Regions from separate parts of the Homo sapiens genome. Here all the other regions are linked to region 4. Evidence: chromatin loops called from intact Hi-C (ENCODE). Cell type or tissue: endothelial cell of umbilical vein. All regions are shown on one strand. Each heading gives the region's core, and the rest is flanking DNA. Links, peaks and the distances in the headings are about the cores only.

What was found. A loop is a pair of places that touch in the nucleus more often than their neighbours do. Peaks named below come from ENCODE experiments on the same cell type or tissue, not always from the same donor. Only the 100,000 strongest peaks of a DNase experiment are listed, where the experiment ranks them.
Region 1: it touches region 4 in a loop (5-fold over the local background); 8 of 110 quality-filtered maps call a loop at or near these places.
Region 2: it touches region 4 in a loop (4-fold over the local background); 4 of 110 quality-filtered maps call a loop at or near these places.
Region 3: it touches region 4 in a loop (7-fold over the local background); 4 of 110 quality-filtered maps call a loop at or near these places.

What each region holds. Positions count from the first base shown.
Region 1 is chr10:109,964,316-109,971,861 of GRCh38, forward strand. All of the region lies in intron 2 of ADD3-AS1 (ADD3 antisense RNA 1), which reads right to left. Among named protein-coding and RNA genes, the nearest start is that of ADD3, 40 kb to the right of the region's middle. In endothelial cell of umbilical vein, for the core only: no CTCF peak of the experiment used is centred there; DNase peaks (open chromatin) are centred at 1,346 and 3,096; H3K27ac peaks cover 2,931 bases.
Region 2 is chr10:110,133,345-110,140,890 of GRCh38, forward strand. ADD3 (adducin 3) reads left to right here. Exons shown (of 15, transcript NM_016824.5): 15 at 1-2,221. The coding sequence ends at 274. It also overlaps the pseudogene SNRPGP12. Among named protein-coding and RNA genes, the nearest start is that of MXI1, 70 kb to the right of the region's middle. In endothelial cell of umbilical vein, for the core only: CTCF peaks have their summits at 3,888 (motif pointing right) and 5,053 (motif pointing right); DNase peaks (open chromatin) are centred at 3,907 and 5,137.
Region 3 is chr10:110,500,367-110,507,912 of GRCh38, forward strand. DUSP5 (dual specificity phosphatase 5) reads left to right here. Exons shown (of 4, transcript NM_004419.4): 2 at 2,355-2,503; 3 at 6,569-6,788. Among named protein-coding and RNA genes, the nearest start is that of DUSP5, 6.2 kb to the left of the region's middle. RefSeq lists enhancers at 3,684-3,913, 3,964-4,113. In endothelial cell of umbilical vein, for the core only: no CTCF peak of the experiment used is centred there; DNase peaks (open chromatin) are centred at 2,715, 3,755, 4,115 and 5,285; H3K27ac peaks cover 4,559 bases.
Region 4 is chr10:110,078,782-110,086,327 of GRCh38, forward strand. All of the region lies in intron 1 of ADD3 (adducin 3), which reads left to right. Among named protein-coding and RNA genes, the nearest start is that of ADD3-AS1, 74 kb to the left of the region's middle. In endothelial cell of umbilical vein, for the core only: no CTCF peak of the experiment used is centred there; a DNase peak (open chromatin) is centred at 3,360; H3K27ac peaks cover 2,243 bases.

The DNA of each region.
Region 1 (7,546 bases), core at 1,023-6,022, 110 kb before region 4:
CCTTGAGCTCAGGAGTTCGGAACCAGCCTGGGCAACATGGCGAAACCCCATCTCAACGAAAAAAAAATACAAAAATTAGCCAGGCATGGTGGGATGCACGTGTATTCCCAGCTACTTGGGAGATGGATGTGGGAGGATCGCTTGAGCCCAGGAGTTCGAGGCTGCAGTGAGCCGAAATCACACCACTGCACTCCAGCCTGGGCAACAGAGTGAGACCCTGTCTCCAAAAATTAAAAAAAAAAAAGTAGGTAATACGTTAAGGGAGTGACAAGGTGCCCAGCACATGGTAAGTACTCAGGAAATGGTAGACGTTGTTGTGGTGGTAGTGGAGATGGTATCGTTCTGATGGAACTTAGAGGTGGAGCTCTTTGGCCTGAGTGTTTAGTAGGCCTTCAAGGACTGCTAAGTGTGACGAGTCAGGGAAGATTCCCAGGACAGCAAGAAAGTGGAAGGCCTTTTTAGGATGTGGTAGGTAGACTTACCTAGCTGCTTCAGTTTGCATGGGATTAATGCAAAACCTTGTTTACAATCAAAATGCTCTGTTAATCTAAATTAACTTATAGTCCTCATAGCTTAAATATTTGCTCTTGTGGCTAGAGCAATTGACAGGTCTTGGGACACAAGTTGAATATTCGGTGACATGATTCTTTTTTTTTTTTTTTTTTGAGACGGAGTCTCACTCTGTCGCCAGGCTGGAGTGCAGTGGTGCGATCCCGGCTCACTGCAACCTTCACCTCCCGGGTTCAAGTGATTCTCCTGCCTCAGCCTCCGGAGCAGCTGGGACTACAGGCACCCGCCACCATGCCCGGCTAATTTTTGTATTTTTAGTAGAGATGGGGTTTCACCATGTTGTCCAGGATAGTCTCAATCTCTTGACCTCGTGATCTACCTGCCTCAGCCTCCCAAAGTGCTGGGATTACAGGCATGAGCCACTGCGCCCTGCCCTACATGATTCTTTTTTAAGGGAAACAGCAGGGATAGTTCTGACAATTGATATCTGTCATTGCACCTCATTTCCAAGCTTATCACAGCAAGATAACATTCACCAAGGAACTAAGATATTTATTGACTATCTATCGATTGGCAATAAAGAGAGTTGTACTCTCTTGGTAATGAACCTTGAGGATCCCCTCCAAAAGTTCCTTTTGCCCCTTCTCTTCTGCAGGATGACTTGGGCACGGAAGCATAGACCCAGCGCTCGGGACCTTTTGCTGGATCTGTTTCCGCTGAGGCTTCTGCTCGGAGCTGAGGCTGTGGGAATGAAACCATAGAGGGTGCCAGATGGCAGGGTGTGGGAAGTCTCAGGCTGGAAAGGGATGGCCAAAATAAACAAGCGACTGGAGGTCTGAAAAATGAATGGATAAACATCCAGACCAAAGTCAACAGTGCTGGAGAGTCCAACCCGGTCTCCGCAGCCGGGGAGGTTTCGACACGTGAGTTCAGTCTCAAGTCCTTGAAAGAACTTTTGTGCATCTGATTCTTAAGCATCCCTGCCTTGGAGGGGGTTGTGGGGGAGAGATCACACGGTTCCTGTAGCAATTCAGGAATCGTTAGATTTTCATCAACATGCTTTTCTATAAGGTTTCTGCCTAAAAATCAGTAGATGACTGGACACTTGTTGATATTAAAGAAGTAATGTTAATTTTTTTAGTATAAGAATAGTGTTGTGTATATATTTTTTAAATAATTTTTTTTGAGATGGAGTCTTGCTCTGTTGCCCAGGCTGGAGTGCAGTGGCACGATCTCGGCTCACTGCAACCTCCCCCTCCCAGGTTCAAGAGATTCTTCTGCATCAGCCTCCCAAGTGGTTAGGATTACATGCGTGCACCACCATGCCCAGCTAATTTTTTGTATTTCTAGTAGAGAAGGGGTTTCGCCATGTTAGCCAGGCTGATCTGAAACTCCTGGCCTCAAGTGATCCACCCGCCTCAGCCTCCCAAAGCGCTGGGATTACAGGTTTGAGCCACCGCGCCCAACCTTTAAAAGAATCTTTATCTATTGAACATTTACAGATGAAGTGATGCGATGTTGTGCATTTTCTTAAAAATAATCTGGGAATGGAGGCTGGGGATTGGCCAAAAATGGACAATTTTGAGCTTGGAGAGCATTATACTATTTCCTGTACTTTCATATATGATGCTTAAAATTTTTCATAGTACAAAGGTTTAAATAAAAGTTGTCAAAGGTGCATTTATTTTTATCTCATAGAAAGAACCAAAGTAGGATCTAACAGAATATTTAGGGTTTTTTTTAAAGTATAAAAGATCCCTATTTTAGGTCTACATAAAACACAATGAAATGGAAAAGAAGCAGAATTAAGCCATTTGGAGATAAAGCATAAATAAGTGTTTTACACATCTGAATATTTTATGACAGAATATCTGTGCTTTCCTATAAAGTAACAGATAATATGTGTATAGCACCTTTGGTATTCTCACTTCTCCAGATAACTGGATTGTGTTTACCTCATTTTGGGAAACAGTAAATTCAGAGAGTAGAGTTTATGATGTACATCTAAGAGATGCTTCAGAGTAGCAGTTATTACTTTGCTGGTTGGGGGCCCATTTGCAGTTCAGTGGGGTCTTGACTTAGACTGGGGCAAAAAGAGGAAACAACTCCGTGAAAGAAAGGAGTCTAGCACACTGACCAAAAAGTCCCTGCTGGAATTCTTCTCTGACTCAATTCATTTCCTCTCAGCCTTCTGGTATGATGGGTTTTTTGTTTATTTGGTTTGTCTTTTCAATCCCTGATAAATTTGAATTACAGTCACTCTATGATGTGTGCTATGGAGAAAAGCAAAAAAGCAAACTGTTTAGAATCCTTGTTTAAACTGGAATCACTGATTCAGCTTTGAAAGTAATACATGATCATTTCCTGGCCAGCAAAAGACCCCAAATCCTGTGTGACCAGTTCGTATTTATGCAACTAAAATGCCTCCAGTTTGTTTGCTGTTGTTGGGGGCTGGGTAGAAATGTGCTGCTGTTTCTCTAAAGCATAGTTGGCACAGGCATTGACTCTATAATCTTACTGCGTTTGCAAATGTTGTTAGGAGACCAGCATATGTCATATCACATTGTTTTTAATGCAGTAAAGAGTCAGATGATACCGCACAGCCTGCTCAGTGCGGGAAGGTGCCTGGCTGCTCTGCTAGCGGAGTCCAAATCAATTATCCTCTAATCAGGACTGTTTCCGGCACTGGTCAGAGTGAGGTTCAGAGTGAAAAGGAAAAACTGCTATTTCTCTCCAGATCCTGTTTGCATCAGCGGACTCCATCTGAGACCCATCCTGTTTGACCTCTGGTGTGGCGGGGGAGGGGAAATGGTCTGTTTGACTTTTGACTGTCACTGATCCGAGGGCCTCTTTTTCTCCAGGAAATTCTAGGATTAGTATTAAAACTTAGTCATCATCCTCAGTCTAACAGGATATACAGTCTGAGCTATTCAGGTTTCTCAGACTGGTCTGTGGGACACTTGTTCAAAATGCAGAGTTTGACACAGTCTCTAGGAAGATGCTATTTAAACAAACTACCCAGGTGATTCTGAAGTACAGCCAAACTCAAGAACTTGGATCAGAATGAGAACTCCTCAAATCCAGGCCACTGACTCCAGCCAGGCCCAACTCTTCTATTTATACTCTAATACTGGGAAACTTGTTTAGAGTTCTGGGCACCTAGAAGGGACCACAAAAAGAGATGCCTCTGTTTATGGGCACAGGAATGCTTTAGGACACCACCTTCATACATTCCTAGGGGGCAGATAGTGAGAACCTGGCCTAACCCGGGGTCAGCCTGCAGACAACAGTCAGACCCTGACCAGCTTCCCACCAAGACATGTCAAAATGGGAAAAACAAGGATAAAGTTAATTCACTCAAATGATTTTGTGATTATTTTAGCCATATCTTTCTTGAGGTCCTAAAATAGCTTTTCTTTTAGAGATTTATTTCCAATTTATGTGTTTATTTTTTGAATGGTTAATACCTGATACCCCTTGCACAAAATTTAGAATGTTCAAAAACTTGCTACCTTGACTATGTGCGAAGCCTCCTTCCCATCCCAAAACAGCTACTGATTTCTTTTTCTTCAAAAAATGCTTATTAAAGGAGATAAATCTGTAGAACTCATTTCTAATTAAGCAGGTAGCATCTTCCTTAACAATGTATTGTGGAGCTACTTCTATATCAGTACATTTGGGGAATTTTATAAAATTAAATGATGGTGATGATATATTATAGTTGGGTATTCTTAAAATGCCTTAAAGACTGCACACACACACACATAAACACCCCACAAAATCACACACATACACGCATATTTGGCGGCCCCATACCGGAGCCCCAAAAATGTTTTTACATTTTTTTTCTAGTCCATGAAATCTAAAAGCTAAAGCCAGGGACATAATACCAATGAAGAATAATAATAATTTTTAAATGATATTTTTGTAATATAATATCATATCATATATAATACATAATAATTATTTATTTAATAATAATAGTAAAAGGGTTTCGGACTCAAATGGGTTTGAGCTTAAGTTCTAGTTCTGTTATTTTCTAGTTCCAAGAATTTAGATAAGTTGCTGGTTTCTCTGAGCCATTTTCCTCATTTAGCAAAACTGAAGGTGGGGTGAGAAATAAAATCTCCTTCCTGAAGTTGTGAGAAGTGAATAAATAATGAATAGAAAGCACCTGGAACCTTGAACTTGAAGGATTATCAGTATGTGGGGCGCGGCTAAGATAGCTGGCAACAGAAAAGAGCTGCAGAGAGGTGACATTAGATAAGGACTGGAAGTGCTCATTGACTTTGGCAGTTGGAAAATCAGTGAAGATTCAGCCACAGAGCTCAGGGGAGTGTTATGGGCAGAGATCAGAGCTGGCAGCAGGGGTGGCACAGCGGCTGGCGAGGAGAGGAGGCGGTTGGTGCTGAACACGTGCATCCTTGTTGAAGCTCTGCACTGTGTGCTCCAGTCTCAGAGCAGGCAGGCGTTCTTAGTCAAAGAAATACTGTCTGGCAAGCAAAAAGATCTTTCTGTTCCTTTATCTGCATTTTCTGAACACGGTGAAGGGATTATACTGGCAAGAGGGATATTTCTTTAAGCCCCACTTCTTTCTCAAGGACTCCACTCATATCCTGCGGCTGTTCTTGTGCTTCTCTCACGTAAACAGCCGCCCACCAATCTTCTCCAAAGACTCTTTCTCGCTAGTTCGTTCACGTCTTCCTCCTCTCCCCACTTCCTCTCTGATTCTATCCCAAGAAAGCCCAAAGAACCATTGGTCTAGAAGACAGAATCCTCAGAGGGCAGAAACAATTCACAAATACACAATCCTCTTTGGCTGTCAACAGCAGGGTGGAAAGGGTGGGAACCCTGCTGGGTAATAATTTTTGTCCCTTCACAAATGAATGAATGATGGGTTAAACTGAGCCAAACCCCAGCTGGGCTGCAGAGACACATGGAATGTGCCGAGGGTTTATCTGAGCAAAACTTTGAGGAGCTGTGAACAGACTGTGTGCCCGTGACAAATGGTGTACTGCATTTAACACAAATTAGGTGATCACAGTTGCCTTGCTGGACCAGCAGGAGTGATACTTCGGGATAGAGAGCATTCCAGGACCTCTTCAGTTAAGGGATCCAGTTCTCTTTCTGCATAAAGAACTGGCTGTCTTGACCCTGAACCACGCACTGTGCTGTAGCATGCTACCTTTTTCCATTTCTGAGTAAGCCATCTACGGCCAAAGCCCAACTGGAAAGTTCTGGGAGAATCCTGGGCATCAGGCTCAGCATCCCAACACATGATGGGCAAAATAAGACAGAAGCCAAGGGGAAAGGGCCAGTTGCTTAGCTCTGAGAGCGTTCCAAGTTCCTTGGAAGAGATGTCTCTCCCTGCCCCCTCCTTCTGGAGAACTGAGGCCCAGTTTAACAAAGCAGAAATGTGAGGGATTTGACCTTCTATTAAACTTTGTTATTTCAAAATAATGCTCCGGTTTACTTAAAGGTACAGTGCAAATAATTGGGTTCACGTGTTTCACCAATTCAGATAAAAGATGAGGGCCAATCTGCATAAGTGATGACTCTTTCTTACAGCGAAACTCAAGCTAGGAGAGGCAAGACAGTGTAGCTGTGGAGCTGCTGAGAGCCCAGGCTTTGGGGTTAGACAGACCTTGTCACATCCTAACTCCATTGATGAATTAGTATCTGTGTGTCTTTGGGCACTTTATCACTGTGAGCTATAGTTTCCTTATCTGCAAATTGAAGATAATAACCTTACCGGCCGGGCACAGTGGCTCACGTCTGTAATCCCAGCACTTTGGGAGGCTGAGACGGGCGAATCACTTGAGGTCAGGAGTTTGAGACCAGCCTGGCCAACATGGTGAAACCCCATCTCTACTAAACATACAAAAATTAGCCGGGCGTGGTGGCGCATGCCTGTAATCCCAGCTACTCAGGAGGCTGAGGCAGGAGAATCGCTTGAACCTGGAAGGCGGAGGTTGCACTCCAGCCTGGGCAAAGAGCGAGACACCATCTCAAAAAAAAAACCATACATACCTACTTCATAATGTTGTTGTGAACAAATGTATAAGGCACTTGACATTGTGCCAAGTAGGGTATCTTTCACTAAATAGTTTCTCTTGTTGGTAGGGGTTCTTGGAGAATCACACTTTATGAATGTGTAAGAATTTTTAATAAACTTTTAAATTTTGGAATAATTTTACAGCTACAGAAAATTTGCATAGCTAGCCCAGAGAGTTAGCATATACCTTTCACCAAGATTTTTTTTTTAATGTTAGCATCTTAATATTACCATGGTACATTTGCCAAAACTCAGAAGACAACTTTGGTACATTACTACTGACTAAACTCGGTATTTTATTTTTATCCATATTTCAGTTTCCTGTTCCAGGATGCAATCTGGAATATCACATTACATTTAGAAGAATGTTTTTTAATTAGCACAACAATCAACATTATTAATCAATCAACTAGTGTCTCTGTTCTCAAAACCTAAATGTGGGGGCAAATATGGTGGCTCATTCCTATAATCCCAGCATGAGTTCTTGTGTTGTTGCCCAGGTTGGTCTTGAACTCCTAGCCTCAAGGAAACCTCCTGCCTCAGCCTCCCAAAGGGCTGGGATTAAAAAACAAAAAAACAAAAAACCCTAAATGTACCTTTCAAGACCACTTGAGAGGTCTTGAAAATCATTTATTCTCTTAAGCAATTTTTTGCAATTTGTTGATCTATTGATTGGCATGGTAAGTCTTTTTTGCATGGTTAGTGAAATAGTCAAATACAGGTTAGCATCCGCCTGAATTATCACAATATTCAGTATATTTGGATTTGAAATTAATAACATTTTACTTTGTACATAATCATGTCCTACAAAGAGATGTAGTACCTGGCACTTAGTTTGTGTTCAAAAATCGTAGTTGGTCAGCTAAATGTAAAAGGGAATTCAGATCTCCCAACAGCTTCATCTGTTTACAAGCACAGCTAGATGTAGTTTGCCATCAGCTGGGTCTTGTTTTGAACGATCCCTTGGAGCTTAACTTTGCC
Region 2 (7,546 bases), core at 1,763-6,762, 55 kb after region 4:
CAAGAGCTTCATCTCCATGGAAGTGCCTGTCATGGTAGTAAATGGCAAGGATGATATGCATGATGTTGAAGATGAGCTTGCTAAGCGAGTGAGTAGGTTAAGCACAAGTACAACCATAGAAAACATCGAGATTACTATTAAGTCTCCAGAGAAAATCGAAGAAGTCCTGTCACCTGAAGGCTCCCCTTCAAAATCGCCATCCAAGAAAAAGAAGAAATTCCGCACTCCTTCTTTTCTGAAAAAGAACAAAAAAAAGGAGAAAGTTGAGGCCTAAATAAAGTCTTTTTATAATTATTATTATAACAATGTGACATTGCACATCTAAATACCACATTTAAGTTGATCATTAATATGCAATGGTAGATCAGATTGGGGGATGTAGCAAACTGGACTTTAAGAACTGGAAAGAGGTTTTACAAAAGAAAAACTTTCAGATTCATCTCTCATTTTATATGTCCAGAAATGGCTTTGAATTTTAAGCAATTACTAGTTTTAATTAGCTCTGCCCTCATGAAGTATTATTATAATTCACCATAAACAGCTATCTGTCTGAATTACTTCAGGCCTTCTCCATAATATCTGTTAGAAAGAAATTGCCAGTGAGCAAGTGAGAATTTTTATTTCTCAATACCTGCTTCACTTGATAATCATATTATAATTTTTTATCATGATTATTGACTATATTTTTGGAGTCCCATTGTTTCAGTGGGCATTAACAGAATGCTTTAAAAACTTCTAAGACAAGAATCTATAGCATTAGTATACACTGGCACATAATTTTTTAAAAAGTTTTAAGAAAAGATTCATTTGGAATTTTATTCACAGTATAAAATTTCCTCACCTGAAGTAACTTTGTTTGCCAAAAAAGTTGTTTTAATAAACTATAATTTTTGAAAACTTCCTTTTTTATTAGTTTAGAAAGCCCCTTATTTTTCAACAAAGGGGATTTTGTACACATAACATGGGTTATTTAGTTTAACTCTGGCAAAAAAAAAAAAAAAAATTTTGTATGTTGATGTTTGTATACCGTTCAGTATAAAAGTGTCCTAAGCATATTAGCCAATCTTTTCACAGTAGAGCATACTTAAGGCTGCTTGGTACTGAGTATACTTAAATATAACTCCAGAATCCAGGGACTTGGTGTTAAAACAGGATTAGAGCATGTAAAGGTACATCTAGATTCATATTTGAATCTTAAACTGTATTTTTCTCTTAGTATTGCTAATGAGTAAAGAAAAGTCTCATAAGGTAGCCAAATGAAAAAGAATGAAAGGGAAAGTGAAAAATTAAGGGGACAAAAGATGGGATGTGAAAAGAAGAATTCTAGTTTGATGGTGACTCATATTCACGATAGGATACAAAGTGTGATTTGTTGGAAACATGTCCCAAATTTCTAAAATTCTGCTTCTCTGCCAAAAGCAATGTCTTTCTTGGTTGATATTTGAGTTTTAAAAGGGTCAAATCTTTCTAATTTTTTGTATCTTTAGAGGGCAGCACTAGAAGAAATCAGCAGGTCTAATCCCACCAGTAAGAAAACTACCACTTCTTGATTTTTACAGATTTAAAAAAATCTTTTCAGTGACCTTTCTTTTTAATGTAAATACAAATTTAAACCTAGGCTTAATATAGGCGTTTCCCCTTTCACCCAAGTGATGTCACAGTTCGATGCAAAATCAATGATCCAGAATGATCGTGGGTAAAAATAACTCAAAGTGTTTCTTAAGGGTGAGTTGGCATGCAAAAAATTACATTGATTACAGTGTGTTTTGGAGCTGGCTCTGTTTGTGTGCATATGATAATGCAGAGTTGAGCCAGAGCCTGGAAATGTCATTCTAGATCTCACTAACTACTGGAATCAGTGTTTTAATCTCTTGGTGGAAACTTTCAGTTGCTTAACTCTCTATTGGAAGATTTTTTTAATGTTCTACATCATTTATGTTGTATTACAATGTATGTAGAAATAGTAACCTGTGAACTATGCTTTTCCATAACTTTTTAAAAATATATATATCTAAATGAATGCAATGTGCATAAATATTTTTTAAACATAACAGTGAACTATTGCACCTTTTGCTAATGCCTCTATTTACTTGCTTTGGCATAAAGAATGAGCCAATGAACCTCTGTGTCCTGTGGAAAAATGTATAAATGTTATCTGATATTGCTCTTAGATGTAATGCTAATTAATGTTAAATCACAAATAAACAGTATTTTAAATATACGGACTTGTATCATGAGGTTTCCATTCACAGGTGGTTACTTAGCCTATTCATGGTCTGTTGAGTTTTATACTTCAGTGAAACTTGGTAAGTTATTGATGCTTCTGAATAAAGAATGTCCTGATAAATATATTTTCAAATTAGTTGAAAATTATATATATATACAAAACCTGTCTTTTTTCAGCTTATGTTAGAGGAGATATTCCCTGAGAGACCTGTTTTGTCTCTTGATAATGGGTATGGCAGCCTCTATCAATGTAGAATAGATGTTGCAGGATATGTACCTCTCTGATTTTTAATGTATTTGTTGTACAAATAACAATGTAATAGAAAAACAGCAGAAAGAGTAGAAAGTAGTTCACAATTTTATCACATTCACTTTTTTTTTTTTTTTTTTGAAACGGAGTCTCACTCTTGCCCAGTCTGGAGTGCAGTGGCACAAACTTGGTTCACTGCAACCTCCGCCTCCCACGTTCAAGTGATTCTCATGCGTCAGCCTGTTGAGTAACTGGGATTACAGGCATGCGGCACCATGCCCAACTAATTTTTGTATTTTTAGTAGAGACAGAGTTTTGCCATGTTGGTCAGGCTGGTCCTGAACTCCTGACTTCAAACAGTCCACCCACCTCGGCCTCCCAAAGTGCTGGGATTACAGGTGTAAGCCACTGTGCCCAGCCTTTTTTCCTTTTTGACATGGTCGCCCAGGCTGGAGTGCAGTGGTGTGATCATAGCTCAATGCAGCCTCAAACTCCTGGGCTCAAGTGATCTTCCTTCCTTAGCCTCCCAAGTAGCTTGGACTACAGGCATGCACCACCACACCCAGCTATTTTGTTTCTTTGTTTTTTGTTGAGACAGGATCTCACCGTGTTATCCTGGATTCAAGTGATGCTCTTGCCTCAGCCTTTCAAATCATAAGGATTATAGACGTGAGCCACCATGTCTGGTCCATATTCACATTTAAAAAAATTATATTCCCTTCCAGCTATTATCTAGTTATATATATTTATATATATATCATTTATATGTAGGTGTTTTTTATATATTATGGTGTGAATGTAATTTTTCAGGGTTTTTTTTCCTACTTAGATAACACATCTAGATTTTCAAACTAAATCTGTCATATGAATAACTTCTTGTGATTATTTTTCTACTTTGCCCTAAAAATACAGTACAAGAGGAGGATAACATGTTAATTGAGGGCTCTGGTTAATTGAAGTTTTTACTATAATTACCCATTATAAAAATGAAGGGTTTGGTCAGAGAAAAATAGTCATAGTCTTGGGCATATTTAATTATTACCTTGGCTTGTAAATCACCCTGTGGTAAAAAATTGCTATTTTAGAAAGATGCTCATTTCAAAATTCCCTTTCATAAAGCAACAAAGGCGATTATCTTCAGTTCTCACTTGAGAGTCAATATAGTAGAAAAGTTCGCATGTGCCTTTTCTTCATTGATTAGTATTTTCATTCAGGGAATAAAAACCAAACTGATAAAATTTGTGACAGCACTGGCTTCTCTTAACATCAGGCCCCTTTTTCCCCCCCACATAGGCAGAAAATACAGACTGGTTATTTCTTTTCAAACTCAAGGTTGATACATACACATATCCAAGTTGCAATCTTGGCCAAACTGGGATTTTGATAAAAACAGTCTTGTTTGTGGCCACTAGAGGGAGTAATAGATCTAACAATCCAATGTTTCCATTCCTTGCACTGAACTTCCCTATTTAGTCTGTAGGCACCATGTTTGTTGTGAAATACCCAGAACTTGAAAGAGAAGGCATTTCCTTTGTTGTTTATTCTCCTCAGTAGATCGTTCTCGACTTTGTTTCCTTAGCAGGTCTCATTACAGATATCACCCACAGTGGAGAACACATAGAAAGTTGTGGTGTGCTCTCAGAGGCTGTGATAGGATATGACACCTCAGAGTTTTCATACCTGTGAGTGACAAGACAATGCCTTCTTCAATAATTGACTTTTTTTTTTCTTTTTTACTAAGGAGCTAACCGATAATATTTTTTGTTGATGCCTTCTGTGTACCAAACGTTAGGCTAAATGCTTTTCATATATGACTTCATTTGGCCTTCCCAGTATCCCAACAAAGTAGATGATATTATTCCCATTTTGTAGATAATGAAACTAAGGCTTGTAGAAGATGAAAAGTAGGTGGTAGGATTCCACCCATAGAGATTCAGACTTCTATAATTACTCATGCCATCTGTGTGCCAGACCCTGTGTGGCTGCAGTACATTTCCATGGTTTTTAGGAAGAGGCAGTTATCTTAGTTTGGACTGTAAGTCAAGCCACGGTGAACTTGTATTTTGATATAAGTAGATTTGGGATCAAACATTGACTTTTGATTTGGAAGACTTTTTTCCCTAACAAATCACCTCAAGAATGAAGAAATTGGTGGATACCTGAGAAGCAGGAATGACCTGTGGTGATAGCAACCTTTAGGATAAAGAACCAGCTCCTAAATCTTACACCATGACACCTGGAAGACAAGTTATCATACTTTTGCTTAAGATGCAGCAGAGACTTGAGAAGAAGCCCTTTTTCTTTTTCTTTTCTTCTTGATTTCCATTATTGGAAACAGAAGAAACATTCTAAGGAAAATGTTTTTAAAACCAGAAAAGGTAGCTTAATCTAGTTACAGAAGTCATTTTAAAGATCAGAAATACACTGTATCTACAATTTTATTTAAATGAGTGTAATTGAAGATGGTCTGTCTTGGAGAAAAACAATGTAGAAGCCTTTTGGGGAAACTTGATAGAAAAAAACCCTGAATTTGCATACTCTTACTTTCAAAGGGGTTTCATTTCTAAGAGCTGACCATTAGGGGGCAATAGTGGATCTAAATTTAGTTTTAGTTCATTGAGGGAACTCCTTCGAAGTATTTTTGGGCTTGATTTAGAACTCTATTTTGATTATGCATTGCTAGGTGCAGTCTAAGGTTGAGGAAAGTTTATAGATACCAGATTATTTTATTTGTTCCTTATAGCCTGGTTATCTTGTTCTGACTTTGTAAGAATTATCCTTCTGAGAGCTGGTGCTTACCTAATGTCATACACTTCATGGGGGCGCTAAGCCCGGATTCAAGAAAAGGTCTTCAAGTCTTCATTTCATGCTTGTCATACCACAGTTTTCCTTGGAAACCCATCAGGGCATAACCTACGAATGGATAAAATAGATAATAGATACATTTTCTAAAGTTTACTGCAAATTGTGATGTTTAGAACTTTATTACGGGAACAGTTTAGAGAAACACATTGCAAGACCAAGCCTAATTATTATTTATCCATAGTTGTTTCCTAAAGTTTCAAGTTTTTAGATGCTCCATGAGTCTTTACAGTATTGTCTCAAGTTGCTGATTTCTTTACTGTTGGAACCTCTAATATTTTAAATGCCATTTACACTTCAAGTGACAAACGGGCACATTTTGATATTCTGTACCAAAAAAAAAAAAAAAAAAAGCTTTTTTTATCTAGCAGAAAAATAGATGGATATATATCCAGTCCACAATTCCTTTTTATTTAACAAAAAGTTTAGTATGAAAATATACATGATCCAATTTTTACGTCATAGTAAAATAGGCCCTTCGGGGAGAGGTCATGGATTTCTCTGCAAAACAGCCTTGATTTATACTCATCCCAAGGCTTCTAACATGATACAATTTCCTCATATCACCATGAGGAATATCATTCTGTTACCCACTAGTTGCAATCTCCACACATCCATCAATCAAAAGATTCATAAAGGGATCAAATCCCTGCAATATTCCTTAGACATGTCTGTCACCAGTTAAATCCAGCAATAATTCTTGTCTATTCATTTTTCCAACTCAGGAAAGAGATCCTTGCTCATGGTGTTGACTCCATGGACTCAGAGCTGCCATGACACAATTTTCACCCTCCTTCACGCTCCCGAAGTAGGCCTGGCCCACAATTATTTTTAAGGCCTATATAATTTCTGGTTGGGTAAGTCTTTATACTGAAGCTGTGGTGAAGGGGGTTTTTGTTGTTCTTGTTGTTTTGAGATGGAGTCTCACTCTGTGCCCAAGCTGGAATGCAGTGGTGCGATCTTGGCTCACTACAACCTCCGCCTCCTGGGTTCAAGCGATTCTCCTGCCTCAGCCTCCCAAGTAGCTGGGATTACAGGTGCCCACCACCACACCTGGCTAATTTTTGTATTTTTAGTAGAAATAGAGTTTCACCATGTTGTCCAGGCTGGTCTTGAACTCCTGACCTCAGGTGATCCACCCGCTTCAGTCTCCCAAAGTGCTGGGATTACAGGCGTGAGCCACCATGCCCGTCCCGTGAAAGTTACTAAGTTGCCTTTTTGTTTCTAGATTTTATTTTTACACAAACGGTTTTGTCATTCTCCAGAGTCGGTCCTGACCTTGCTTCTGATGGTAAGAAAACCTCTCCAGTGCTATATGACTGCTGTCACGAGGCAAAATACTCGTTCCTTGCTGAACAACATGCTTTAATAGCATTGGTTTTATTCATCTAATTTGAACGTGTATTGAAGAATATTAGATTTCTAAGAAACTCTAGGATTTTTTAAAAAGTGTTTATGAAATGGCAGAATCAATATGTAGTACAAACTTGCAGCACCAGATGAAAGGACTTATAGGCAAGATTTTCCTCATTGTCTATATTAGACTCGCACTCAAAAAGCTGGTAAATATGTCAGCCCTATAGAAAGACCATTGCAGAGTGTTAATTGGACTTCTTAGACCAAACAGTGTCCCTTCAGATTGATATTTAGACTTGAAATTTTTGAGAAAAACTTGGATTTCCCAAAGCAATATAACATATCCTAGCAGATAGGGATGGAAATTAGGAAGTAGTACAGTTATAAAATGCAGGCTTTATTATTATTTTTTTCTTTGAGACAGTCTCACTCTGTCGCGCCCAGGCTGGAGTGCAGTGGCATGATCTCGGCTCACTGCAACCTCCGCTTCCCAGGTTCAAGCAATTCTCCCGCCTGTCTCCCAAGTAGCTGGGATTACAGTTGCCCACCACCACGCCCAGTTAATTTTTTGTATTTTTAGTAGAGACAAGTTTTCACCGTATTGGCCAGGCTGGTCTGGAACTCCTGGCAGTTGATCCACCTGCTTTGGCCTCCCAAAGTGCTGGAATTACAGGCATGAGCCACTGCACCCAGCAAAATGCAGGCCTTAAGAGGCAGACTCAGCCGGGCCCAAGTAATCCCAGCACATTGGGAGGCCGAGGCGGGCGGATCACGAAGTCAGGGAATTGAGACCATCCTGGCCAGCATGGTGAAACCCCCTCTCTACTAAAGATACAAAAATTAGCTGGGCAT
Region 3 (7,546 bases), core at 1,239-6,238, 420 kb after region 4:
CATGAGAATTGCCAGGTCAAGAATTACATGCATTTTAAGTTTCAGTAGAAATTGCTTCATGCCTACCCTTATAACACTACTAAACTTTAAATTGTTGCCAGAGAAAATTTTTATTTCTTTACGTAATTCATGTGCAGATAGGAGTTCAGGTTTTAATCTGGTGGCATCTCAGATCTTGGTGGGGGCAATGCCTTTTGACACTTTCCATAATCCCCTGTCTCCCAAACAACCACTAAAATGAAATGGTGATGACTGAATTGCGTGGTCAGTGCTTATTTATATATAGTATCTGTGCTCTCTCTGTTCCCTGGTGATGTGGTGGTGATTGAAAGCAGACTCACTCCAAAAGAAGTAGCTCTAAGAATTGCCATGGCTTTTGCCACTCGAGTGAGGCACCAGCGAGGAATGTTCTGTCTCTCCACACCTCTGATGGGAGTGGGTGAAAGACTGAGACCATTTAATCTGGAGGATTCCTCTGAATCCCAGCTTGAAGAGGCAGGACCCTGTTTATCTGTCCCTCAACTAAATTTTGTCAACAGCATGCAGGATCCAGCCCACACCCGAACCTCTTATCTGTCCTCCTGATAGCCAACTCTGAAGTAATATATTTAAAGCCAAAAGATGGGGTAGCCTGAAGATTCCTATTTCCCCAACCTTCGTCCTGAAGTTTGGGAGGGCCCAGGTCATTCTGAACTCCAAATTCCCATCCAAATCCTTGTTTGTCTCCTGGAACCCATAATGTCGAGGTCCAGGCACGGGAAGTGATCAGGTGGTTTACTGACTAGGGATGCCTCTTCCAAGGAAGCTGTGGGTCATTGTGAGCCTGCCTCATTCTCTCTTGACTGCTGGAAGGGAAGGGGCCCAGGGGCTATGGCAGAGCATGGGAAGCTAAGCTGCCTATAGCACCATCTTGCACCTCTGCCGTGGCCTCCCGTTGTCGTGGGGAGCATGGTCATTGAGGAGGACCAGGAGCTCATGGGCAGGCGCAATGGGCTGCTTGTGAGGTGACCACAGGGGAGATCTGGGTGTACTAAGTGGGGGCGGGGCAGTTCCAGTGAGCTGAGAGGAAGCGGTAATGGCAAGATGACTCATTCTAGGAATTGGCTGCAGCTTCTGGGAGGGAGTTGGAGACTGCCTTGTAATCCATTAACCATTTGTCTACTGCAGGGCTTTAAAAAAGCCAGCATCACAACACCCAAAGTCAGAAAAGAAAAAGGGGGTTCTTTGGAAAATTCATGGTCTCAGAATGCATGTTTAATGGATTTGACTCCAAGTGAATTCTCTGGGCCAGAAAAAGACAAGTGGGCTTTCTGGAGGCCCTAGGAAATGTCTCAGGTTGCTCTCTGGGTTACCAGCAAAGGAGTTTCCCAAGCAAGGCTGGCCTGTTGCACCTGGCAGCCCTTGGCATTCTGAGGGTTCCAAGGCCACCTTTTCATTCGGTTCTTCCCCACTGAAATGGGCCCAAGAAGGCTTACTTATATTTGCAAGTTTCCGTGACTTGCTCAGAGGGTCGTTTTTACCTTATATCCATTTGGAGAGGTGTAAATGTAATATTAAGGATTCTGAGAGTCACACATGCCGTAAGTTGACTTATTGATTGGGGGGGGGGTGCAGGAGGAGTAGGAGAGAAGTAAGAAAAGTGGGGATAAGAAGATAGGGTGGTCATGAAGGGGACAGAGACAGTTTTTGCTCATGAGGGCTGAGAATTAAATTCAGAAGTCTTTATTCTTTCAGTTGATTTAGAAGGTAATTAACTGGATTGATGACTCCAAATTGGACCTAGAAAGGATTGTCAGCAGTGTTCTTCTTAGCACCTTGGGAGTGAGAAGCAGTGAGGCTGTTTTACTGCCCTGAGTCGAAATGAAACCTCGTATCAGCCCCCATTTCCTTATAAATGGAGGAGGTTCCAGCTAGAATCCTGCTTAGAGCAGATGGGCTGGGGAAGAAGCCACTTCAGGAGCCTGTCTTCTCGCCAATTAATGAAATTTTGGGTAATCACACCTTCCTTTTAGATAAACAAGAGAGAAAATAGCCTTTGTTTTCTGGAGGGATTTGGTTAGTATTTGCCAGATGCTAGACACTTTCTTTCACAGTTTAATCTGCTTCTGATAGACACAAAAAGTTAATCATTGCCTCTGAAAGAGTTCTTTTTAGAGGTTTGTATGTGTGTACAGCCCCTTTCTATTCTAAATCTGTTTGCTGGTTTTGCTCAATTTTTAATGACCAGAATCTGTACTGGCTTATTTTTTTTCTTAACTGTGTAACACTCAGAGTATTGATTAACTATGGGTATTTTTGACAGCGTGAGAAATTGATGCTTACCATCTGTCTCACCTTTTTGTTTGTTTTTGTAGGGGGATATGAGACTTTCTACTCGGAATATCCTGAGTGTTGCGTGGATGTAAAACCCATTTCACAAGAGAAGATTGAGAGTGAGAGAGCCCTCATCAGCCAGTGTGGAAAACCAGTGGTAAATGTCAGCTACAGGCCAGCTTATGACCAGGTACGTGATGTGATGGGGAAGAGGTATCCTGAGTGGTATTCTGGGCTCCTGTCTCCCTTCCTTCCTCAGCACCTGACTGTTCTCTCCCCACTCAGCAATGATGGTTAGTTCTTTTGTGGATCAGGGTGTTGGCAAAATCCCCTGGCTTTAGGGAGCTTCTGTTGCTTGCCAGCTTGAGCTTCCATCCAAGAGTAAATGGGCTTCCTTCCAGCAAACGAGCTGACAAGAGCAAACCAGCCACAGGATGCTTGGCAGCTTCTGGGGAAAAGGGGAAGTGAAAGATACATTATTGTCATCTGGCTTCGGAGGTTCAGAGAAGCTTTGAAATACTGGTCTAGGTTTCCCTGAAGACATTTCAGAGTTGACTTTCAGGCTTCCTGTGTTGCTTTTCTTTGTAATTGTCCATGCTCTGCAGTTTCTGCAAACCATCCCGGTACCTGTCAAGGTGTGTCTTATTGGTATGTTTAACTGAAACTGGTGTTGGTGGGGGTGCTACAGAGAAAGTCCTGTTTGGGTGGCTAAGTAGGCTCCTCTAAGGGGTTCTTATGCTTACAATTCCACAGATAACTGAAACCAGAGGAAATCAAAAGATACTAGAGGGCTTCATGTTTCTGTAAACTAGTGAGTTTTTGTTTTTCTTCTAAAAATGAGTGCTTTGTGATAACTCATTAAAGGGAAAAATAAAGTGGAAGGGGGTTACGTAGCACCATCCAGGAAGATGAAAAAGCAGGTGAGAATCCAAATCTGGCAGAAGCCAGAGATCAAAACCTAACCATTTTACGGAAGGGAAAAGAAGTGTTCTGTGACAAGTGAGATGATTGATTTTGCAGAGTCCTACAGCTGGTTCAAGGCAGCATCAGGCTCAGAACCCCTTTCTCTCAGCTCTCTGTTGTGATTATTTCAGGACCTTGTTCTGTTTTCCACATGGCCTCTAATCTAGACACCTGACCTGGTGGGAGTAACCTTTCAAACTTTTCACATAAACCAAGAACATACCCAAATCATAAGAAGAAAGATTGCTAGATGCTAAAATGCCAGCTCCCTGCCATGAACAAAACCCTGTCCCTGGGGATAAACTTCAAAGTAAAGCCAGATGACCTTTTCTTGAACGGGCTCCTTGGTCAGGAATCCTATTAGCTTGTCCAGATGCCAGGGTTAGGATTTTGTTTGTTTTCCTTTAATAAACATCCTTACAGTATATGACGAGCCTGTGGCTTTCAAGCTGTGGACATCTGGCCTAGCTAGATTTCTACTTTTGTTTGTTTGTTTGGGTTGTGTTTTCCCCCCATTTCTCAGAAAGTGAAAGAGAAATAAGAATTGGCAGAATGTTGCGAAAGCACGGCACATCTTTGGCCAAGTGAGGGGTGAGAAAGCCCTGATGTGTCTTCAAGATTCATCTGGGGAACCCCCTAATGCTACTTCTTAGAAATGCTTCTGCATTTAGAGCAGCCAGATGAGGTTGTGTTAACTTTTGGGGTTTCTGAAGGCCTTTGGCTTCTTCCTCTTGGTCTAAACAGAAGTTCAAAAAGGGAAAGAAATGTAGTTTCAGGGGTGTGTTGGGCTGAGCTCCAAAAGAAACTGGATAGGATCCCAGGTCTGGTGTATCAGCAATTTCCAGGCACTCAGGAGAGGAAGAGATCTTGAGTCAACCATCCAGCCTGCTCCTTAAAGGGCGAGCCTGTTAGTGTCCATTGGTGGGGACCCATAAGTCATCAGTGGCCACGTGAATCTGGACTTGGAACTCTGACTCCTTTCCAAAGAACTTTGTACCACCTCTGCTGTTTTCCTGGTTTCTAGCTGGTGGGGATGCTGTGCCCAGGGAGTGGGTCCAACTCAGGTCAGGACTAGACCTGCTTGGATTGCCTAAAAACCTGTGTCTTCCCCATGGAGAGAAGCCATGTTCTGTTCATTCTTCAATCTCTATGACAGTGGCAGCTATGTGACGTGCCAGGTTTTAATGCATTCATTATCCCATTTACACCTTACCAATTATCCAGAGAGGATAGGTATTATCCCCAGTTTAGAGACAAAGGGTCATAGATTAAAGAAGCTATCCAAGATCACATCAGGTAGTAAGCATGGAGCTCTGGAACTTAACCAAGAGCTCCGCTGTCTGACGCCCAAGCCCAGGTTGTTAACCACTGCACCACTTTGCCACCAGGAAGGCTGCTCTGTACGCATGGAAGTTTGGGAGGTTTCGAGGAGGTGATGCAGATGGACATTTTATCTCTAGAGGAAGAGAGGAAAGAGGGAATTTTTTCCTTCCTGTCTTTACCTGAAATACTTACTTTCTCATATTGATCACTATTGAAATGGAGTCAGACAAGGCCTTGCATCTCATGCTACGCAATCAGTTTTGGGTTTCAGCCCAGCTCTACCACTGACTAGCTCTGACTTGGACAAGTTATTAAATGCATCTGAGCCTCAAGTTGCCCATCCGTAAAATGGGAATAATGTTACCTACCTCACAGATTTTGTGAAATTGGTATGATGTAGGCACATCTAAAGGGTTAAGCCCCCAGAGGCCAGCCATAGTAGATGCTGATAAAAATACCAGTTGTTATTACCGTATGTAAAATCTTGTGTAATTTTCTTTCAAGTGACTGAACTGGCCTTTGCTTAAACACTTGACTTCTCAGGAAACAAAAAGCTAACTCCGGGTGTGGGGTAAATTGAGAATTGCCTGTGGCTGGCCCCTGTCCCACGCACCCTTCCCTGTTAGGGATCTGGCTGAGAGTTTCCATTCCGTTCTTATTCCAGGGCAGGAAATGGAAACACAGGAAGCAGATGGTTGGCATGGGAAAGGCTCCCAAAGACACAGCCACTGTCACCCAGCCCCTTGTTTCCCTCTCAGTCTCTAAGGGCTCCCATTTTTCCAACCATCACTAGCTTTTCTGCCACCTTCAGAGCCCTGTAAATGCTGTGACTGCCAGAGTCTAACCAGCGGTTCATTTTAGTTTTGCCTCAAGGTGGATGGTCTCTGGTTCCCCCTTGACTAGAAATCTGGGGTGTGGGTAGCCTCCCAAAAGGATGGCTCTGTAAGCGGGTCTCACCAGCACCTTCAACAAACCCCCGTGTGAAGAAGGTCAGAGGCGGGGAAGCCCCTCTGCTTGTGGCCTGACAACATTTTTTATCTAAAGATTCTGAGTAGGTAGTGGTTATTTTCATTTCTAAAAAGCATACTTTTTTGTGGAGGTGGAGGTGCATTTTAACATCTCTAAAACCTGGGTGCATCTTAGGATCAACAGTGTCTTAGGTTTGATGAAATACACCATATAGGCTAGGCTTGGTAGCTCATGCCTATAATCCCAGCACTTCAGGAGGCTGAGGTAGGAAGATCGCTTGAGGCCAGGAGTTGAAGACCATTCTGGGCAACATAGCAAGAACTCATCTCTACCAAAAAAATTATAAAATTAGCCAGGCATGGTGGTACATGCCTGTAGGCCCAGCTACTCGGGAGACTGAGACGGTAGGATCTCTTCAGCGTAGGAATTCAAGATTACAGTGAGCTATGATTGTGCCGCTGCACTGCAGCCTGGGTGACGGAGCAAGACTCTGTCTTTCCAAAAAGGAAAAAAAAAATACACTATGTAAAATGTCAAGGCTGTAAAGGAGGACACACACCATGTTGAGTCCTGGTCCATTTTATCTGTAAAGAAAGCAAGACTGTCCCAAGGCATAGGAGATTGCCCTGGTACTCTCAGGGCAGCTGTAACTTCAACACAGGCCTGTCAATTTTTCCCATATTACCACATGGCTTCTCATCCTTGTCAGCGCAGGAAGGCTGTCGGCATATCCTGCCTCCTGGATATGTGCAAAAAAGTGAACTCTTTGCTGTGTGGATTTTGCTGTCATTGAGTCACAAGGCAGTCACATAAGGTAGAGAGTTGGCCAGGATGGAGATACAACCACACTTGGTTGAACTGCCCTGGCTCTGAACTCCACTTGGAAACCAGAAAGGGAACCACCCATCTTAAGAAACAAATAGGTCGGAGTTGTTTTTTCCTCTCTCAAATGAACAAGCTAATCCAATATTTCCTGATTGTCCTTTGTCCCTGCATCCAGGGTGGCCCAGTTGAAATCCTTCCCTTCCTCTACCTTGGAAGTGCCTACCATGCATCCAAGTGCGAGTTCCTCGCCAACCTGCACATCACAGCCCTGCTGAATGTCTCCCGACGGACCTCCGAGGCCTGCGCGACCCACCTACACTACAAATGGATCCCTGTGGAAGACAGCCACACGGCTGACATTAGCTCCCACTTTCAAGAAGCAATAGACTTCATTGGTAGGTTTAGCCATTCCCCTTCAGTTATTTTGGGAGCCCCTTTGGGGCATGTGTTCTTGACTTTTGATGCCCTGATGGAAGCTACCTTCACTGAAAGAAAAGTGTCTTGTATATGCCGCTGCTGAGAGTTGGAGCCAACATGGGATGCAGCTACCAAAAAGGTGGAAGGGAGGATTTAAGTTGCTATGAATAGGAGCTTTAATTTGCAAGATAAATGAATTAATATAATTTTATGGCAGTACTCACTGTCGATCTTGTTATTGTTTCTAGCTGGGCAGGAGCTGAGTGTATCCCTGCGTAATGCTCCACACAAGGAAAGCAGGGGGAAGAACCTCCCTAACTGTGCTTCTACGTAGGTTGGGTTTATTTTTAAAAGCAAACAGAAGGATTCAGAGAGCACTACTTACGCACTGAGCCCCAAGGGCCCCCAGCAGCTTTCCATACTCTTGGTGAACGGCTTGGGGCAATTTGTTTTGCATTTTCAGCTAATTTTGGATTAAAGATAGCACTTGACTCAAGCTCCATGCTGTATGCACAGAAAAGTTGGCATCTTTTGCCTGCTTTCTGCATTCTTGTTACGCAGTTATTTATTCCATTGCATAGACCTGAAAACCGAGGCCTTGGCCTCTGGTCCCTCTGCCAGGAAAGGGCTGTGGCCTTAGGGTTTCCAGGTCCTCTGTGTTGCCTGGATTGTTCTCCCATTTGGCATCTTCTCCTCCCCCATCCATCTTCCTAGGAGGCTGGCCTGACTTTTTTCT
Region 4 (7,546 bases), core at 951-5,950:
TATTGGTTACAATGTACTGTCCCTTTGAACTCTGGAGGAATACAGTTAAACTTCGACTTTTACAGTTATGCTGGAGCAAAGCTTGCCAACGAATTTGCTGTTAAATATTGAAATTAGAAGATTTTTAAATAGATTTTTATTTGGAACTTTAATAGAAAATCATAGTTAATATCTCCATTAATACTCTTATCTTTTCCTAAATACATAATATAAAGAAAATGGAATATTTTTTACCAAGCCCTGTGAATCTGCCCCTCAGTCTCCTCCTTTTTACTCCAGTCTGCTATACAAGCTTTGTCTTATTTATGCATACCCTATTAGTGAGAACTAATAGACATACCATGACATGAAAAGCATTGAGAAGGCTTTTCTAGAGAACTAGATATAATGTGTCATGTACATTAGATATAGAGTGTCAGATTACCATTGATAAACCCTTTCTTTATCTTCATCACCAGAGTTGTCTCCCAGAGCTCCGTGGAATTTCCTTTCTCTGCTTTAACGTACTTTTAAAAGGTAATTTTACTAAAAAATGCATATGGTAAAAAGATGAAATAATATAAAAGGGCATGTGACAAAATGTTTTTCCCACCCTAATCCCTCAGCCCCACTCCCCAGAAGGGAATTTATTTTTCAAAAAAATGATGAGAGAGAGAGAGAGAGAGAGAGAGAGAGAGAGAGTGTGTGTGTGTGTGTGTGTGTGTGTGTGTGTGTGTGTGTGATCTACCTGAACATCTTTTTAATACATATAAAATTATACCATTATGTATCTACTCTTTTCCTTTTTTTTTTGAGACAGAGTCTTACTCTGTCACCTAGGTTGGAGTATAGTGGCGCGATCTTGGCTCACTGCAACCTCTGCCTTCCAGGTTCAAGCGATTCTCCTGCCTTAGCCTCCCGAGTAGCTGGGATAACAGCTCGGCTAATTTTTGTATTTTTAGTAGAGATGGGGTTTCACCATGTTGGCCGGGCTGGTCTCAAACTCCTGACCTCAAGTGATCCACCTGCCTCAGCCTCCCAAAGTGCTGGGATTGCAGGCGTGAGCCACTGCACCCAGCCTACTTCATTCTTTTTAATGGCTTTATAGTACTTTATTGTGTGGATGGATGTACTGTAACTCAGTTATTCCTCCTTTGATGGATATTTGGATCATTTCCAAGTTAGTTCCCATCCCCTCTCCATCAGACGTACTTATGCTATCAGTCTTCTCCTACCTCCGTTTTGGGATAGAACCCAGAACTGGGGTACTATAGGGAAGGTATAATAGTGCTGTGTGGAAATAGAAAATTCCCTTACCAACTTCTATGTATCAGACTAGGGCTCCAAAACTAGGCCGCACTATCCCAGGCATTCATGGGTCGGGGTGGGTAAGAACTGCCCCAGGAGGAAGTCATTTCTCCTCAGAGCAGTGAAAGAACATTGGGTTCAAAGTCGGGTAACTTGGGTGTGGTATTGGGGTGGGTCACCTGACCTCCTTGAATCCTCAGTTTTACCATCTATAAAATAAGAGATTGAAATAGATGAGTTTTAATGTCCCACCCAACTTCAATATTTATGTAGTATTTTTGTTGGAATATTGATTTAAACTGGATAACCCAAATTATATGAAGTTTCTCATATTTAAATTAAAAACATCTATTGTATATATTGTGTGGTCTGTAATTTATTTGACCTTCCATGTGGCCTAAGCTATTTTAAAGTTTAAGAATGTAAAAAAGGAAAGTTGAATATCATTCTATATTTTACATAAACTATCCTTTTCTCAAAAGTCAATTTCAAAAGTATAAAACCCATTCCAGAATTAAAAGCAAATCCTTTTTATCAAGCTTGAATATTTGAGGAGGAAGATTGTGAAGTTATGTTTGTTTTTAAAATGGATCCTTATAATTTTTCAGTGAGTCCGACCATTCAGAAGTAATCCTAGGGCTTTGAAACTTGGCTTCAGGTTTCTTGTTTAAACTGTTTGCACATTCTAGCCCTTTAATCCATCTCCTTGTTTCGTTAAATGCTAAAACTGACATTACTTAACATAATTAAAGTTTTCAGATTTGATGCTGAGGAAGCTGCTTTAGAGGTGAACTATATCCTGCCAGCAAAGTTACAAAGTTACATGGCAAAGTTATAAAGTAACAAAAGCAGTATTTTTGCTGTATCACACATAGGATATTTAGCATTGGGTAGCATTACCTGTTTCACAGTTTTAGTTTCATAATTCAATCAAATGACAGCTGTTCTAAAGATAAAATGATGTAAGGACTTCAATTGATTTGTGTAATTACAACTGGAAGATAAAAGACATTTTCTTGGCCAATAAGGTAGGAGAGAGAGTTTGTATGTTTGTGTGGTGGTTACCTTAGTTTCTTTGCAGAAGGCTTAATATACCTTGAATATACTTTTCTATAATCTGAGATATTATTATTATTCAAATAATGCTAGATAATTATTAGTGTTCCTTGTTAATTTTCATACGCATTTTTTGACATACAATTCCACTTAGCAAAATGTATCGAAGACCTTCTAGCAGCCAAGCACTGAGTTAAATGCTAGGAGTACCTAGGTAACTGAGACAGTCTTGCTTAGAATCCTCTAAAATGACAACTGCTCCTGTTCCTTGCGTTGTTGGAGCTTTCTAATATCCACTGGTGATTGGAACTTGGCAAAAAATATATATATATTTAAATTCGAATCTGTGAAAATAGATGAAAAGTATGTTTTCAGTGTTTAAAAAGAAGGTCTTAATGTCTTAGTACAGTGTCAGTTACTTTGGAGGCACACTCTTCTGTATGAGGCTCTGCTGGTGACACCAGTTTCTCACTAATTGAACTCTAAGTAATGCTGTGGTGCTTGGACTAATTAATTGAGGCTAAATTTTTGTCTACTAAAACGTATCTGATGTATAAAAAACTGTTGGAATTATTGTGCTTCACCTATTATGATTTTTTAACAATTGCTTATATGAAACCACGCTTGAAAATGGTCACCCTCTGTTTTGAAGATACATCCTGATGGCTTCTTTGTCAAATTACCCCATCCATTGTGGCATGTATAACTAAGGAAATTCTTCATAGTTAGAAATATACAGGATGCTGCTGTCTACAGGATGTTGAACAAACTTTGAAGCATTTGAAGCCATTTTAGGAAAACAGTCCTATGGTGGCAAAATCAGTCAAATAGATTGTAGTTTGAGCTGAAACAGACATTTTAAACGAGAGAAGGGGAAGTCTCATTACCCTGGTCTGTTACGCAGTCCCAGAAGGCACTGCTGTTTCTGCTTTGGAGCCCAGCATTTGGCTAGGGTCCTGTGACACACAGTGGGAATTCACTTCCTATCAGGAAATGCTGTTTTTCAATGTATTATCTTGCTGAGACAACCACAGTGAACAATAGGCTATTAACGTTTTAGAACAACAAGTGTCATGACTAAGCCAATATTTGCTTTGTTTTGAGTATCACTCTAAAAAAAAACTTTGGCTGAGCTTCAGAATACATTTGACCATCAGTAACTGTTGGGCATAAAAGTCATGACAGTTAAAAAGATCAGAAAAAAAATGCTTTAATAGTGGTTATGACCTTTTGCAGGCTTAGCTTACTCTACACACTTCCTGTCCTTAGATGAGAATGAATTATTTTAAACATACCTTTTGGGTATGAAAAATGTCCATTTAAAGACCTATTTTGAGTTTTGGAAGCCATGAATTCAAGTTCTGTAAAACATTAAACTGTCTTACGAGATAGCTTATTCGGTTTACTTCTCTCCACAATTATTAATAAACTGGAAAGTCCTTAAGGGCAGGAATCAGAGCTGTGCCTTAAATAGTCTTTATAACCTTTTTCTAACACCTGAATTAGCATTTGCTGATTGATTGGATCAGTAGTTTCTTTGGTGTTTGAAGATAACATTTTTGTATCATTATTTGTACGTGGTCTCAAAACATGGCGGTAAATATAGATTTTTAGAAATTGCTCTTTTTATGTATGTATTTACTTATTTTAAGTATTTCCAGATACCGATAATGCTCTTCTCATATCTTCACACTTTTTTTGTGTAATTACTTTTCAGTCAGCTTAAGACATTTCATATTCAGGTCACAATATTCATTACCTCAACCATCTTGGATACTTGGCCAGTCTTATCAAACCACGAATAGCCCAGTTTTCAGAGTTTGCTCTAGAATCCCTGTCCTGGTTTATTCTAAGACAAGTAGAGAATGGGGGTATTATGAGTCAAGAGCCTTACTCACCTCAGTGAGTTAATAAACCCTTATTGAGTAACTCTAAGTGGACAGTAAAGAAAGGAAAAAATGTTGACCCAGTTACTTGGAGCCAACAGACATACTCAGATAATTAAAAGGCAATACAGACTATGACAAAGTGATTTGAACACTAAGGTTGCGGGGAGAGCTAAGATGGAGGAACTTAGGAAAGTCACCATGGAAGGGGTTGGCTTTTGAATAAGAATTCAAAGTATGGACAAATATTGGATGGACGGATGGAGATGAGAGGGGAAAACAGTCCAAATGTATGAGATATGGTGAGCATCCTGGCTAACACGGTGAAACCCCGTCTCTACTAAAAATACAAAAAATTAGCCGGGCATAGTGGCTGGCGCCTCTAGTCCCAGCTACTCGGGAGGCTGAGGCAGGAGAATGGAGTGAACCTGGGAGGCGGGGCTTGCAGTGAGCCGAGATCGCGCCACTGCACTCCAGCCTGGGTGACAGAGCAAGACTCCGTCTCAAAAAAAAAAAGAAAATAGAAGAAGAAGTATGGTGAGCAAAGCAACAATCGGGGATGGCTTTTTTTTAGGAAGAGTCATTTCCCTCTAAACCTAATTAATAGGGATGGACTTTGAAGTCTTTCCTATCGTTTTTTCAGGGCCTGAATTTTAGAAGCCCCAGGCTGATAGCTAAGTATTTTTTAAAGATGGGACTTCCTGGATGCTTTTTTATTTCCTTGGGGCAGGGACTGAGGAAATGGTGTTTTTGGAAAACTATAGTAGTTGGCTTTGTGCTTCTTTGTTGCAACCAAGGATCCCAGGGTTGTAGTACTCTTACTACCTTTTAAAGGTTTAAAATAACACTTTCTAGCACTTTACAACTTGACAGAACCTTTCCTAGACAATAGAGATCAAAAGTAGACACAAAATATTTACCAAACTCTGGAGAGCTACTTAAGTTACTAAGCTCCTCATAGATAGCTTTTTATTTGACAATAAAGTACTTGATGTAGGCTTTAAGTACAGCTAAATAGACACTATAGAACTAAGCTGTGAGTCTAGTCTTTGTGAGCCTCAGAAAAACAAGAGTCCTACTTCAAGCTGGAATTTAAAATATAGCAAGCAATTTCAGTGGACCTTTTAGGCATGTGTGAGTGGGCACAAAAAGCTGAGTCATGAAGTTTACTCTTCCTGGTGAATTACCATGAAAGCTTGAAAGAAAAGCACTCTCATTATTTTAAAATAGTAAAAATTGTTTTAGATTCTTATGGAAATAACACCAACAAAATGTTTTGTATATTAATCATGAGCACATACCTAGAAACCCTTTAAAATCAAGAAATTGTAACATGAGGCATTACCTGGCTTTTTAGAGATAAAAGTTAACAGTTTATTTAATGTACAGTAGCACCTGAAATGTGCTTAAAATTGTGCTTACCAAAATCTTTAGTTAAATAAATTTCTAAGTGCAGTTCATGTTTTAAATTTTTCTTATATGAACAGATCATATGGTCTACAGTCTTATGTATCTCATTCTAATGTAGATAAAGTGAAAAGTATTGGGTAAGATAAATTGAGGGACTTGGGACACGTCACTCTCTCTCTCAGGATCTGTTCTACCTTTCTCCATATGAGAAATGAGGTAGAATAAGATTTGATAATATCTTACATCCTTTTAAGCTCTAACATCTTTAAATTCTAAGGATAGTATTCCTCTTTTGGCTCTCATTAGGTAATATCAGGGAAAACAACTCCTCTTGTTGGAAGAGTTCTTATTTATATTTACAAAGCAATGTTGTTTCTCTACAATCCTAACAAACGTATGAAAGTTATTCTTTGTTGTTTTAAAGTCTGCATTTCTGTTGTTTTTGATAAACTTTCCTCCATAAATTAAATAGTTAATTAGTTTAATGTTTTCTCTTTTTCCTGAATTTGATATTAGACTTCTCAGGTCTTTTTCCAGATTTTCTCACTTTTTATTGAGAGTTCAGTTTCCAGCAGTGGACTGGAGACTTGGGTTGTTGTCTCTTTATCTTCTCATTATTTCCAGTTTCTTCATGTTAGAAATAATTTTAATTCCCCCCCATTTTTTGATATGAATTAGTTTGGTGTCATAAAATATCAATGTATACATACATTTTTAGAATTCTTGTTCATATCAACTAGGCCTACTTTTCAAAGCTAAATCCTGTTTTATCAGGAAAGAGCCTAGACCTCTTTAAATGCACCCACAAGCTTGCATGGCAGTTAATGTCCAACACAGTTCAAAATGAAATAATGGGGCATATATAATCTGGAGACCAGGATCTAGAGAACTTTTTCTAAAGTTCATAATTATAGTTTAGATTACACTTTGTTGAAGATTTAATTTGGTGAATACCCAGGGGATTTTACTGACTGGAATCCAGGTAAACAGTCAGGAGCAGATTCCCAGAAATGGGCAATAGGAATGAGTCCAGGTATGTGAACAGTCAATATGAGTGAGATTCAGTAGGTGTCAAACTGTAGCACATAGGCAGAGTTTAGGGACAGGGAATTTTTGGCAAAGGGTGGTAATTGGTAGAAGTCCAGATCCAATCAGTACCAGGGAGATCTGCATGGCATCGGAGATCTACTGCCATATGCAAAGATGTGAGCTATCAGGTGACCTCAGGGAACAGTGGCAAATGATAGAAGGGTCTAAGACTGAGACGTGGGCCCTAGGGTTCAGGCATAGACCTTCAATTGTAAAAGTATTTGAAGTTACCTGATAGAGAAACAAGAAAGTGAATTAGGCTGCTTGAGAGTGAGTGGAGTGGCTCAGAATTTAATGATTAAGAAACAGACTTGGGCCGGGCATGGTGGCTCACGCCTGTAATCCCAGCACTTTGGGAGGCCGAGGCAGGCAGATCACCTGAGGTCGGGAGTTCGAGTCCAGCCTGACCAACATGGAGAAACCCCTTCTCTACTAAAAATACAAAATTAGCTGGGCGTGGTGGTACAAGCCTGTAATCCCAGCTACTTGGACGGCTGAAGCACGAGAATCGCTTGAACCTGGGAGGCGGAAGTTGCAGTAAGCCGAGATCATGCCATCGCACTCCAGCCTGGGTGACAAAGAGCGAAACTCCGTCTCAGAAACAGAAAGAAAAAGAAAAAGGCTGGGCGCAGTATCTCACGCCTGTAATTCTAGCACTTTGGGAGGCCGAGGTGGGCGGATCATGAGGTCAGGAGGTCAAGACCATCCTGGCCAACAGGGTGAAACCTCATCTCTACTAAATATACAAAAATTACCTGGGCATGGTGGCACGTGCCTGTAGTCCCAGCTACTCAGGAGGCTGAGGCAGGAGAATCACT